Regions from separate parts of the Homo sapiens genome. Here region 1 is linked to region 2. The links are chromatin contacts, found by Hi-C or POLR2A ChIA-PET in ENCODE. All regions are on one chromosome and are shown on one strand. Each heading gives the region's core, a stretch centred on a gene start or an enhancer-like site at or near the end of the contact. The rest is flanking DNA. Distances are from core to core; before and after follow the strand shown.

What was found. Hi-C counts contacts between places; a loop is a spot of excess contacts on that map. ChIA-PET counts read pairs that join two places held with the same protein, here RNA polymerase II (POLR2A). Pooled maps may share reads with other maps.
Region 1: a pooled map shows a loop between it and region 2 (2.6-fold over the local background). The contact joins the promoter of KCTD20 here to the enhancer-like site in region 2. A Hi-C loop is called at or near these places in 2 of 50 pooled maps. POLR2A ChIA-PET finds 5 or more read pairs at or near these places in 2 of 52 experiments (AG04450 and activated CD8-positive, alpha-beta T cell).

What each region holds. Positions count from the first base shown.
Region 1 is chr6:36,441,647-36,446,922 of GRCh38, forward strand. It overlaps KCTD20 (potassium channel tetramerization domain containing 20), which reads left to right and starts at 1,354. Exons shown (of 8, transcript NM_173562.5): 1 at 1,354-1,465. It overlaps PXT1 (peroxisomal testis enriched protein 1), which reads right to left and starts at 1,208. Exons shown (of 5, transcript NM_152990.4): 1 at 889-1,208. RefSeq lists enhancers at 1-222, 1,707-1,806, 2,412-2,471 and silencers at 29-98, 1,257-1,546.
Region 2 is chr6:36,094,102-36,099,355 of GRCh38, forward strand. It overlaps MAPK14 (mitogen-activated protein kinase 14), which reads left to right. Exons shown (of 12, transcript NM_139012.3): 9 at 1,886-1,965. Among named protein-coding and RNA genes, the nearest start is that of MAPK13, 34 kb to the right of the region's middle. Within about 2 kb of position 1,275, at least 10 of the 41 ENCODE cell types and tissues checked have a DNase peak (open chromatin) inside an H3K27ac peak, as active enhancers do.

The sequences.
Region 1 (5,276 bases), core at 104-2,603, 350 kb after region 2:
GAGTGCAGCCTCACAGCCTAGTCCATGTTGAGATAAACACAATACAGTCCTGCATACTTTATAGTCATAAACGAGGGAGAATAGAAATGGAAAATGACCCTCTAGGCCTCTAAGACCAAATTATAATGAAAAAATTTATGTCTTCAGTTTTGAAAATTAAATTTTTTGACCCTGATAAAACAAATTTGCTATACAAGTATCCGTTAACCGTGTGAAACCTACTGAGTCAAACTATTTTCTTACATTCCTTCCACTTCAACACCAATTCTAATCCAATTCCAAATTAGTTTTCAGAGAGTCTCTTGTAAGGAAAAGGAGAATCGACTTCGAATTTTAAAATTTGTGCTATTATTAGTTTATAGAGCTTTCAACAATTTACAAATAGTTTGCATAATCAGTATATTTAATTAGTATATATAGACATATATATATATATTTGAGAGGGAACTTCACTGCAACCTCCCAGTTGCCTCCTGGGTTCAAGTGATTCTCCTGCCTCAGCCTCCCAAACAGCTAGGGTTATAGGCGCCCACCACCACGCCCGGCTAATTTTTGTATTTTTAGCAGAGACAGGGTTTCATCATGTTGGCCAGGCTGGTCTGGAATGCCCAACCTCAGGTGATCTGCCCGCCTCGGCCTCCCAAAGTGCAAGGATTACAGGCGTGAGCCACCAAGCCCGGCCTAGTGTAATTTTTAAAAGTACAAAAGCCACTAGAAACCGTGACAATAAGAACTTCCTTTTGGGTTTTCCAGCATTTGGTTCATAGGACATGGACCATATATAGATGTTTTTTGAATGCTGAAATCTTTTACTCATAACACAGTTTTCCCAGTAACTTGCTTCCGGTTGATTTAAAATTTGTAATACACCTTTGTAATAGCAGGTACCTTCATGAAACTCAGTATTTGAGAAAAATGTGGAGTTTTTCCCCCTTTCTTTTGGCCAGAATGTATATCCAGGGTAGTGACTTTCGAGCAAATGCGTTTAAGCAACTCCAGTATTCTTACTACGCTACCTCCAACCTCGCTCCACGCATGGGGAGATCAGGGTTCCACATTTTCGGGTAAGCATTAGCCGTCCTGGCGCTGCACGAGCGTATTCTACAATTCCGAAAACTACTAACTTTTCCGTCTGCAACCTTTAATAATTGAGAGGGTATGCGCAACTCAGAAAAGTGCGCCCGCTGAGGTTGGGTGCAGAGTGGACTGGAGGAAAGGCGACACCCATTTACGGTGCGGCCCCGGACGGGGTCCCCAGACACGGCCTTCCCGGCGTGCCACGCGCGGAGGGGACTCTTAACGTGAAGCGCTGGGTGACTCAGCCGCGTGGCCGCGCGGTCCGGGGCGGGGGGCGCGCGCCGCTGCGGCACAGCCGGTCCCGGCTGCGGCTTCTGGCTGCGCGGCCTGCGCGCGCCTCCCGGGCGGATTCCAGCCCCGAGCGGGACAGCGCGGCGGGGAGCGACGAGTAAGTGGCGGCGCGGTACGGTTTCGGGCGCGAAGACCGGGCAGGGAGAGTGTGGCGGCGGGCGTGGCCCGAGTCTTCCCTTTGTGGCCGAGGGGGCGTCTCCTCCGGACGCGGCGGCGGTTCGGACCCCCGAGTCGAAAGGCCGCGGGGCTGAGCTGGGCGCGAGGAACCTGTGGGCAGCGGCTTGATGGGCTCCTGTTTCCGCGCGGAGGGCAGAGTCTGGTGATCCTGGGGAGGGAGGCGACGCTGCGCCCAGGTGGTGGGCACAGCTGAAGTGTAACTTGACTGCTTGACTGCTTTTTGCAGGCCTCGGGTGGTTCATCCCGCCGGAGAGGAATGGCGAGAACCTGGAGTGTTGACTGGCAAAACATTTGCAGACGCGGTTTTTCTGGCAATTAATTGGCTCCATTAAAAATTAGGTAGTTGGTGGGGACTTCCTCCTGAACTCTGGAGCCGAGCGCATTTTGCTCGGTCTTTTCAGCCCTGTTTCCGCGTCTTCCTTCCCTGCCACCCGCAAATTGCCAGCTTTCATCCGTGGCTCTGAGTGCAAAAGAGCTGGGGAAAGCCTTAACCAGCAATTTTCTTTTAAATAAAACTTTGCTTTTTATAGCAGTGTCTTCAGGTTTAGAAGCCCAGTTCTGCACTATGAGAAAACTCTTCTATTTTGGAGTTTGTGATTCTTTCTGAAAATTCCTCAGTTGAAGAGATTTATTTTTAAATAAGAATCTAGTGAACAAACTAACATGATAAACAAGGCTGTGAAGGAACTGTTTAACCAGCTTATGAAAATATGTCCCAGAGTCCTTAGTTTTGTTCCTGTTCGCTGTGCGAGAAGTTGAGGTAGTTTTTTAATGGTCTTCAAAACAAAGTGTTGTAGTAGTGTCTGTCGGATGTGATGAATCCAGAGTCAGAGGACTTCCGCTCAAGGCCCCCACCTGAAACCCCAATTCCTAGGCCATAGTTCTGAAACAGAAGATTGTTCCTTAGTAATAAGGTTGCAGTACCCTAGCACCTCTTCCATAAATTTGATTCTAGAGATTTGTGATGGGTCCCTGAGTCTGGGATTTAAGCAAGCACCTGCACTCTTGGTCTGTTACTGATGATCCAGGGACCGACCACACGTTGACAGACACCACCTTTAGGCTGGGCTGGGAATTTTAAAAACTGCCCAACAGCCTTAACCCTTTGTCGATGTTTTCCTCCCCTGCCCTAAACCAGTCGTAGGACAAGAAGCCCTGACTCTCCAGAAGCCAATATGAGAAAAGATAGTGCTTTTTTTGACCCTGACACGGGGTAGGAAATGATTTTCATGCATATTCCGATATTGCTCTGATGGTTTAGAGATAGCCCATTAATCTTTTCCTTCTGAGGGCTGCTTCTAGTATCATCAGAGCTTAATGCCATTAGGCCAAATCTCCTCCGCCCAGCTCACTCAAGTCTCCCCATGGAACCAGGGCAGCCAATGCCATATAATTCCCATGGCCTTGACTGTCATATTATCTGGTATGTAGCAGTACTAGTAGCATTATGAGGGCTTTCAGTTCAGCTGGACGTTAATTTAGTCATCAAATACCTGCGTAATGCCTATTTTCCTCAAAGCACTGTAGTAGGCTGTTTTATCAACAGCATTGCAATATAGACACATATTTCTGGCACAGAGTTGCATTCCTCCTTTGAGGCAGAAATGAGGGCTGGATAAACTCCACTGCTGCCAAAAGGTTCTCTTTATTCATCCACAATTTGTTCCTTCCTGTTATGCCAGAAATACACGTACTATTCCAATAATCTCGTTTTCCTTAAGAAGTTAAGAAATACATTGTATTAGGCCTAACTGTAGTAGTTAGGTCAGTCTTAAATTCTGTAACAGAAGCCGGGCGTGGTGGCTCATGCCTGTAATCCCAGCAATTTGGGAAGCCGAGGCAGATGGATCACCTGAGGTCAGGAGTTTCAGACCAGCCTGGCCAACCTGGTGAAACCCTGTCTCTACTAAAAATACAAAAATAAGCCAGGCATGGTGGTGGGCACCTGTAATCCCAGCTACACGGGAGGCTGAGGCCGGAGAATCACTTGAATCCGGGAGGCAGAGGTTGCAGTGAGCCGAGATCGCGCCATTGTACTCCAGCCTGGGCAACAGAGTGAGACTCCGTCTCAAAAAAAAAAAAAAAAAAAAATCTGTAACAGAGACATCTAGTAACTTTGGTAAGGACAATAATACACGCATTTTTATATTTATTATTCCCCCTTCAAATAGATGTGTAGAGATGAGGTTAGAATTAGGCCATGTGTTTCTGTGACTTTTTTCCTCTCTTTGGTGTCTGATTTATCTTATTGAATCTTTTTCTGTTGATTCATAAAATGTCATGTCTTTCCTTCTGTAGCCCTGAGCTTCCTGATTGTTGTGTCTTCCTCTGGCCTTCAATCTGATCTTCCTGCCCCTCTTTGGCTAAGTGGAGTGAAATATTGAGGGGAATTGTTAGAATACCACATGATTTTTAGTTGGAAGATCCAGAGTCTTAGATATATGAGGCTTAGAGATATAAAGGAGCTTATTACAAATTTATCAAATGCAATCCTCTCAGATAAAGAATCTGAGAGATGAGATTGCAGAGTGAGGACTTCTGGCTCCTAGCCCAGTGTTCTTCCCACCAAATTAAATGCTTCAAAAGTAGAAAAGGTCCAGAGAAATTATAAGTAGATGGAGAAAAATGGAGAGACTTTCATATGACTACAAAAGCAATATTATCTTATCTGGAAAAATGGAGATTGAAGGAGGATATGATGTAACCATATAAATCATAAAAAGTGGGAGTACTAATAATAAGGAACTCTTTGAAGCTTGAAATAAGTAGTGAAAGGACAAATAAGAGCAAGAGATAGCTATCTTGTAAAGCCCCAGAAATGTTATGAACTCAGTTTTTTTTTTTTTTCTTTTGAGACAGAGTTTCGCTCTTGTTGCCCAGGCTGGAGTGCAATGGCGTGATCTCGGCTCACTGCAACCTCTGCCTCCTGGGTTCAAGCGATTCTCCTGCCTCAGCCTCCCGAGTAGCTGGGATTACAGGCGCCCGCTACCATGCCCGGCTAATTTTTTGTATTTTTAGTTGGGACGGGATTTCACCATGTTGGTCAGGCTGGTCTCGAACTCCTGACCTCAGGTGATCCGCCCACCTGGGACTCCCAAAGTGCTGGGATTACAGGTTTGAGCCACCATGCCAGGCCTGAACTCAGTATTTTTAAAAAAATATTAAATAAAGGCTTAGATAACTACTTTGGTGATTTTTAAAATATGTTAAATGCTTGAGCAATGCCCAGAATCTTTGGAAGTTGTCATCAAGAATATAACTATTGTCCTTATCAAACTTATTAGGTACCTCTGTGATAGAATTTAAGACTGATGGCTAGGTGTGGTGGCTTACGCCTGTAATCCCAGCACTTTGGGAGGTCAAGGGAGGAGGATTTCTTTAGCCCAGAAGTTCCAGACCATCCTGGGCAACACAGGGAGACCCTGTCTGTATTATTTTAAAAATTAAAAAACGAACAAAGAATTTAAGACTCATCTAACTACTAACCTCATCCAATGTGATATTTCTTAATGGAAAATGAGATTATTGGGAATAGTACATGTATTTCTGGAATAGTAGGAAGGAAAGAATTACGGATGAAGAAAGAGGGCCTTTTGATGTTTTAGCTTGGAATCCCCAAATTAAACACTGTAGGATTGATTGCTCTTATATATTCCTGAAAGTAGTAGAAATAAAAATAGTAATGGCTTAATAATTAGTATACGTTCTATACCAGCCACTTACTAAATGGT
Region 2 (5,254 bases), core at 25-2,524:
TAAGATTTTTTACTTGTCAACATCTTGAACTGAGAAGCCAGTATTAAAATCTTAACCTTTATAACACAATGATTTTTGCCATTTGCAGATGACAAAATTCCCTGTTATTCTTAATTTAGAAATAATGTGAGTGGACTTGTTTCTAGTTTGTTTTTGCTTGCTAAAGAACACAAGTTGTTTGGGTTTAGGGTGGGGTTTGGCGCACCTTTTCTGAAAGGGCCAGGTAGTTAATATTTTAGGCTTGGGAACCATATGGTAACTGTGCTTGTTGTAATTGGAAACACCTATAGACTGTACATAAATGAATGGGCATGGCTGTGTTCTAATAAAACTTTATATATAAAACAGGCAGAGCCTGGGGTTTGGTGACTCCAGCCTAGAATTTTCTTCCATTTAAGCTGATTTCATGTCTGAAAGAAAGTAAAAGACAGGATGTCAAATTACTGCATTAAGTTATTCCTATAACGTAGGCACCTGTGGCTTATAGAGACTGTTGTTTTTAAGTGCTGCTATGTTGCCTTTATATGTATAACCATAAGCAAAAATTTCTTTCATCCTGCTCTACCTTTTCCTCAAATATTTTGACTACCTGTCATGTACCAGATGTTAGGCTGGGGATAAATGGTGAAGAGGCAGAGTGGCCCCTGTCCTCGTAGAGCTGTAGACCAGTACAGGGGGCAGACAGTAAGCAAATAAAGTAATTCTAGGCTGTGATAAGCACTATGATGTTATCAAGCATGGTGCTGAGAGAGAATTGGGGGGTGGGGTGTTATGTATATAGAGTGTTGAGGGGAGGCCTCCCTTAGGAGGTGAAGTTGAAGCTGAGACCTGAAGCCAAGAGGATTTAGTCATGTGAAAAACCTGATGGGTCAGAAGACAGTCATCCTCCCCTTCTCCCTCCCTGGAATGTCAGTCAGTATAAACGTGGATAAACTGTTCACATTTTCAGAGGAAATATTAAAAGCTATTTTATAATATTTTTCCCCCTCTTTTTAACTTCCTTTTTAGGTAAGATTAAAAGCAATGAGAACAAACAAATTTTTGTCTTCTGGTTAACACATGCACATACATTCTGAGTATACATTGAAGTGTTAGCTACCAGGATAAAAGTTATGGCATTGTGGCCTATTATTTAGAGCCTTTGGGATGTGTGAAGTTTGTTAAGCATTGTTCATTTGCATTTTATAAGGTTGAAACCGCCTGTATTTGCGTTCTCATGGCGCTCCTAAAGGAACATGCGATGGGAGAGCGCCCTCTGCTGGCGACTCTCCCTCATAGTGCCTGCTATAGCCAGTGTGAGAGGCGAGGCTTCCCTTTCCAGAGGGTGTGCTCCAGTGGTCAGGCTTTGGGGTCTCACAGGCCTTCCACTGTCATATCACAAGCTCTTTAGGTCACGCTTGGGAGAATATTCATAAATAGACTTGTACATCCCTAGCTCCTGTCTTCTGCTGCTTTTTTCCTTATCTGTGGCCCTCTAATTATCAGTGCACTTTGCTGAACTGGTTACTGACACTGTGATGGCAGATGAAGAGGGCAGTGTAAACTGAGTGAAGCTCTTGTGTTTTCACCTGCTGTCTTTGGCAGCTAAGAACCAGCTAAAGTTGCCTCACTTTACTGATACATGCTGTTGACAGATGCATAAAATGAATATAAAGTGGATATGTGTTTGGTAGCATTTTGAATCTTTGTACAGGAGGAGCATGCCCTACGTGAAGTGATCATCCTGCAGGAGCCTTGACCTAGAGGGATTCACCGTGTTGGCTAGGTTTGGGGTGTTTCATTTTTGTTCTCGGTGTGTTCTGTTTGTTTGTTTTTGTTTTGTTTGTCATTGTTTGTTTTTCATTTTTATTTTGTCCCAACATTTTCCTTTATGGTCCACCATTAGATATTGATCAGTTGAAGCTCATTTTAAGACTCGTTGGAACCCCAGGGGCTGAGCTTTTGAAGAAAATCTCCTCAGAGTCTGTGAGTTGATGCTTTGTAATTATCTGCCCTGTTGGGAGCCTCTGCCACTTGCCTTCTACCAATCTGTACTTTGACCTGGGTGTGTTTGTAAGCACACATGCCCTTTGTGTGCTGACTTCCCGGATGAGTGAGGTATAAGACAGTGTGAGTGTGTGTGTGCGTGCACGCATGTGTGCCTGCTTGCATGCACAAGTGTGTTTTATTCTCTATCTGGGTACACACTAAGATCACGGGAGCCTCCATTAGACAATAGTATCCCAGTAAAGCAATGAGATTTGAGATTCTAATTCATTCCAAGAGATTAATGTAAACTTTGTGTCTCTGTCCTCAAGACCTGACTTTCTTCTTTCTCAGAAGTTTCACGTATGCTCTAGAGCTCTTTTCACTGTTTCTAGTGTTTGTTCTCAGAGCATGAGCTTCACCATGTATTTAGTTTAACTTAATCACTAAAAGAATAAAATGTACATTGTCTGCACACTGTTGCCCCTTCCCAGAAGTTATTTTTTATTGTTTTAGAATAGATACTCACATATCCTATGTAAAATGTTTGTTCCCAACAGAGGGACCTTTCTACCCAGTCCCTAGACCCCACTCAGAAGAAACAGCTTCACTCCTGATACCTCAGATACACAGGAATGTGGTTATAAATTTTCCTCCTATTGCCTTGTAATTATAAGTTAGATAACCTGAGACAGAGTTTGGAACTAGTGCTTTCTTGCTTCTAAGCAGGGACTTAGACAGAAGCCATGGGAATGTGAGTCTGGCTTACTTTTGCTATGATTTCCTGCTCTTGGTCATTTTCTTGGGCCAGAGGCATGAGAGAAGCCATGAAAGCCCAGCTTTTCTTTTTCCCTCGATCTGCTGCCAGGCAGTTGAACAAAAGAAAAAAAGAGCTATGGAGCCAAGCTCCAGTTATGCCTTCCTGGATTCTCCTCCCAACATTTATGACTGAAGGGGCCCTTTGCCTAGTTGGGAAGATGGCTGGGTAGCTTGAGGCAAGCATAAGCAGGTGAGTTGGAACCGTTCATCATCTTCCTGACAAAATAAAGAATACCGTCATCTGGTATGTATCCGGTACATTTCTTGAAAGGATCCCAAAGCCCAGTGTATTTCTGAACCTCCACTCTGAATTTGTTTCATTTACTTATTTAAGATAAAGAAGCAAAAGCCCAGAAGGGCAGTGACTTTTCCATGTCATGCACTGAATCACGTGGCAGAGCTGAGTATAGATCCCAGATGTTCTGATAACATGATCCAAACTATAATCCCATGTGATTACACACTATTTTGAAAGTCATTGTCAGTGTTACCACAATGTCAACCTAAAGAGGTATTTTTTTCTCCTTTATGATATGTAGAAGCTGAATTAGAGTGAATCAAAGATATCAGATGATGCTTAGAAAGAGCAGTACTTTTTTTTTAATGTTTTTGCTTAGAAACACTGTCTTACAGTAAGAGGACCTAAGGGCAGAGGGAGGAGCTCAATTAATAAATAGTGCTAATGAGACCAAGCAAATTCATTTCCTTCCTGAGAGTGTCTCCTAGCAGCCCTTTCTTAGTCTTCTCTTCCATCCCAACCATCTGCCCTATAGATACGTGCTATTAGTCATTTGGAATTGGATTAGGAATTCAAACCAAAGTCTAGGTAAAATAGTCAATAGTATTTATCTGTCATTAATCCATCACTTATTTTTAAGAAAGAAACAATGAGTGCACAGCCTAATAATGGAGGTCTCTCTGTGAAATGAGGCACATTATACATTTCAACAGCTCTACTGAAATTGAGTACCAGAATACAGAACTTAACTCAAATAATATTATATTGAGTATAAGAATAAGAAAGGTTTTTTTTTTTGGTTTGTTTCCTACATAATTGGGGTGAGTGGATAAAAGTAGTTTAAACATCCTAAGGGGTAGACAAGATTAATTTGATGTTCGTGACACGGCCCAAGTACCTGTTTATCTTAAAAGCGCATGATGTATGGGAACAGAATGGAAAAATAAGGCCAGGTGAGTAAAATTGTTCAGAGATTTTAAAAATTAAAAAAAGAAAAAAGACATTAGTGAAGGAGTGCAGTAAATAGCCAACAGCTGTTTTCATTCTCCTGAAAAGTAGTGAAGTAGTGATGGCAATAATTATGAAGAAATTGAATGCCGAGTAAGAGAATGCAGTAATGGATTTAGAACCTATTAGAATGAGCCATAGGAAAAGGTATAAATGGGTTGTGATGGAGGCCAAGGACAGAGAATTCATTTGGTTAATGTCCCAGTATCTATAATAATCAGTGAAAGAACAAGAAAATCATATTAAGAAAGCAAAAGCAGACTGGGCACAGTGGCTCACATTTGTCATCACAGCACTTTGGGAGGCTGAGGCAGGAGGATCACTCGAGGCCAGGAGTTTGAGGCTGCAGGGAGTGGTGATCATGCACTGCACTCCAGCCTGGGCAACAGAGCAAGACCTTGTCTTTAAAAATAAATAAACTAATTAATTAAATTAGATAAAAAAGCGAAGACCTGACTCATTCACATTTTCCTCCAGAAATAGAATCTTTCTAACTTCTTGACAGAAAGGGGATATAATAACCTCTTTGACTAAAGGAGACAAAGACAGAAAATGTGCAGGCCAGGTATCATTCACAGAAAGAAAGGGGAAGTGGAGGATTTTTACATTTTAAGACCCAACTGGTATTCTGCTATTGCTGGTTTACTTTGTGGCCCCTTTTTGTTATTTCCCTTGGCATGAAAAGTATCATTTGTTATGTGATTTGTTAAAGGTAACTCTAAATTCTGTTATCTGTACTCCTAACAAAATAAAGAATTCCATCATCTGGTATGGATCTGTTAACGTTTCTTAAAAGGACCGCAAATCAAAGTGTATTTCCTATCCCCTTTTGGAATTTACTGGCCTCTGTCTTTGGGCTTAGGGAGCGTAAAAGGCAGCGTGGAGCACATGGCTCTAGCTCCCTCCCTGTGGCCAGCCTTAAACAGATTACTGCTAAGTCATCTGACCACTAGGGAGTTCAGTTCAGAGGACGAGCTAAAGTAGAAAAATTATTTGGGAAAGCCATGAAGTAAAATTGCTTGGCCATGGTGCTTATTAAAGATGACACTTCACCTGAATGAGGGAATTAGTAGTTAACAAGAACAGGACTAGAAAAGGGGTTTATTGAATTACATTGAATATTTTTAAAATCTCATCACTTCTGCTCTTAGTAGGAACATGATAAACAGTTCTGACATTTTAGAAGAGGGTGAGTTGTATTAACATTGATGGAACAGTTAAAAG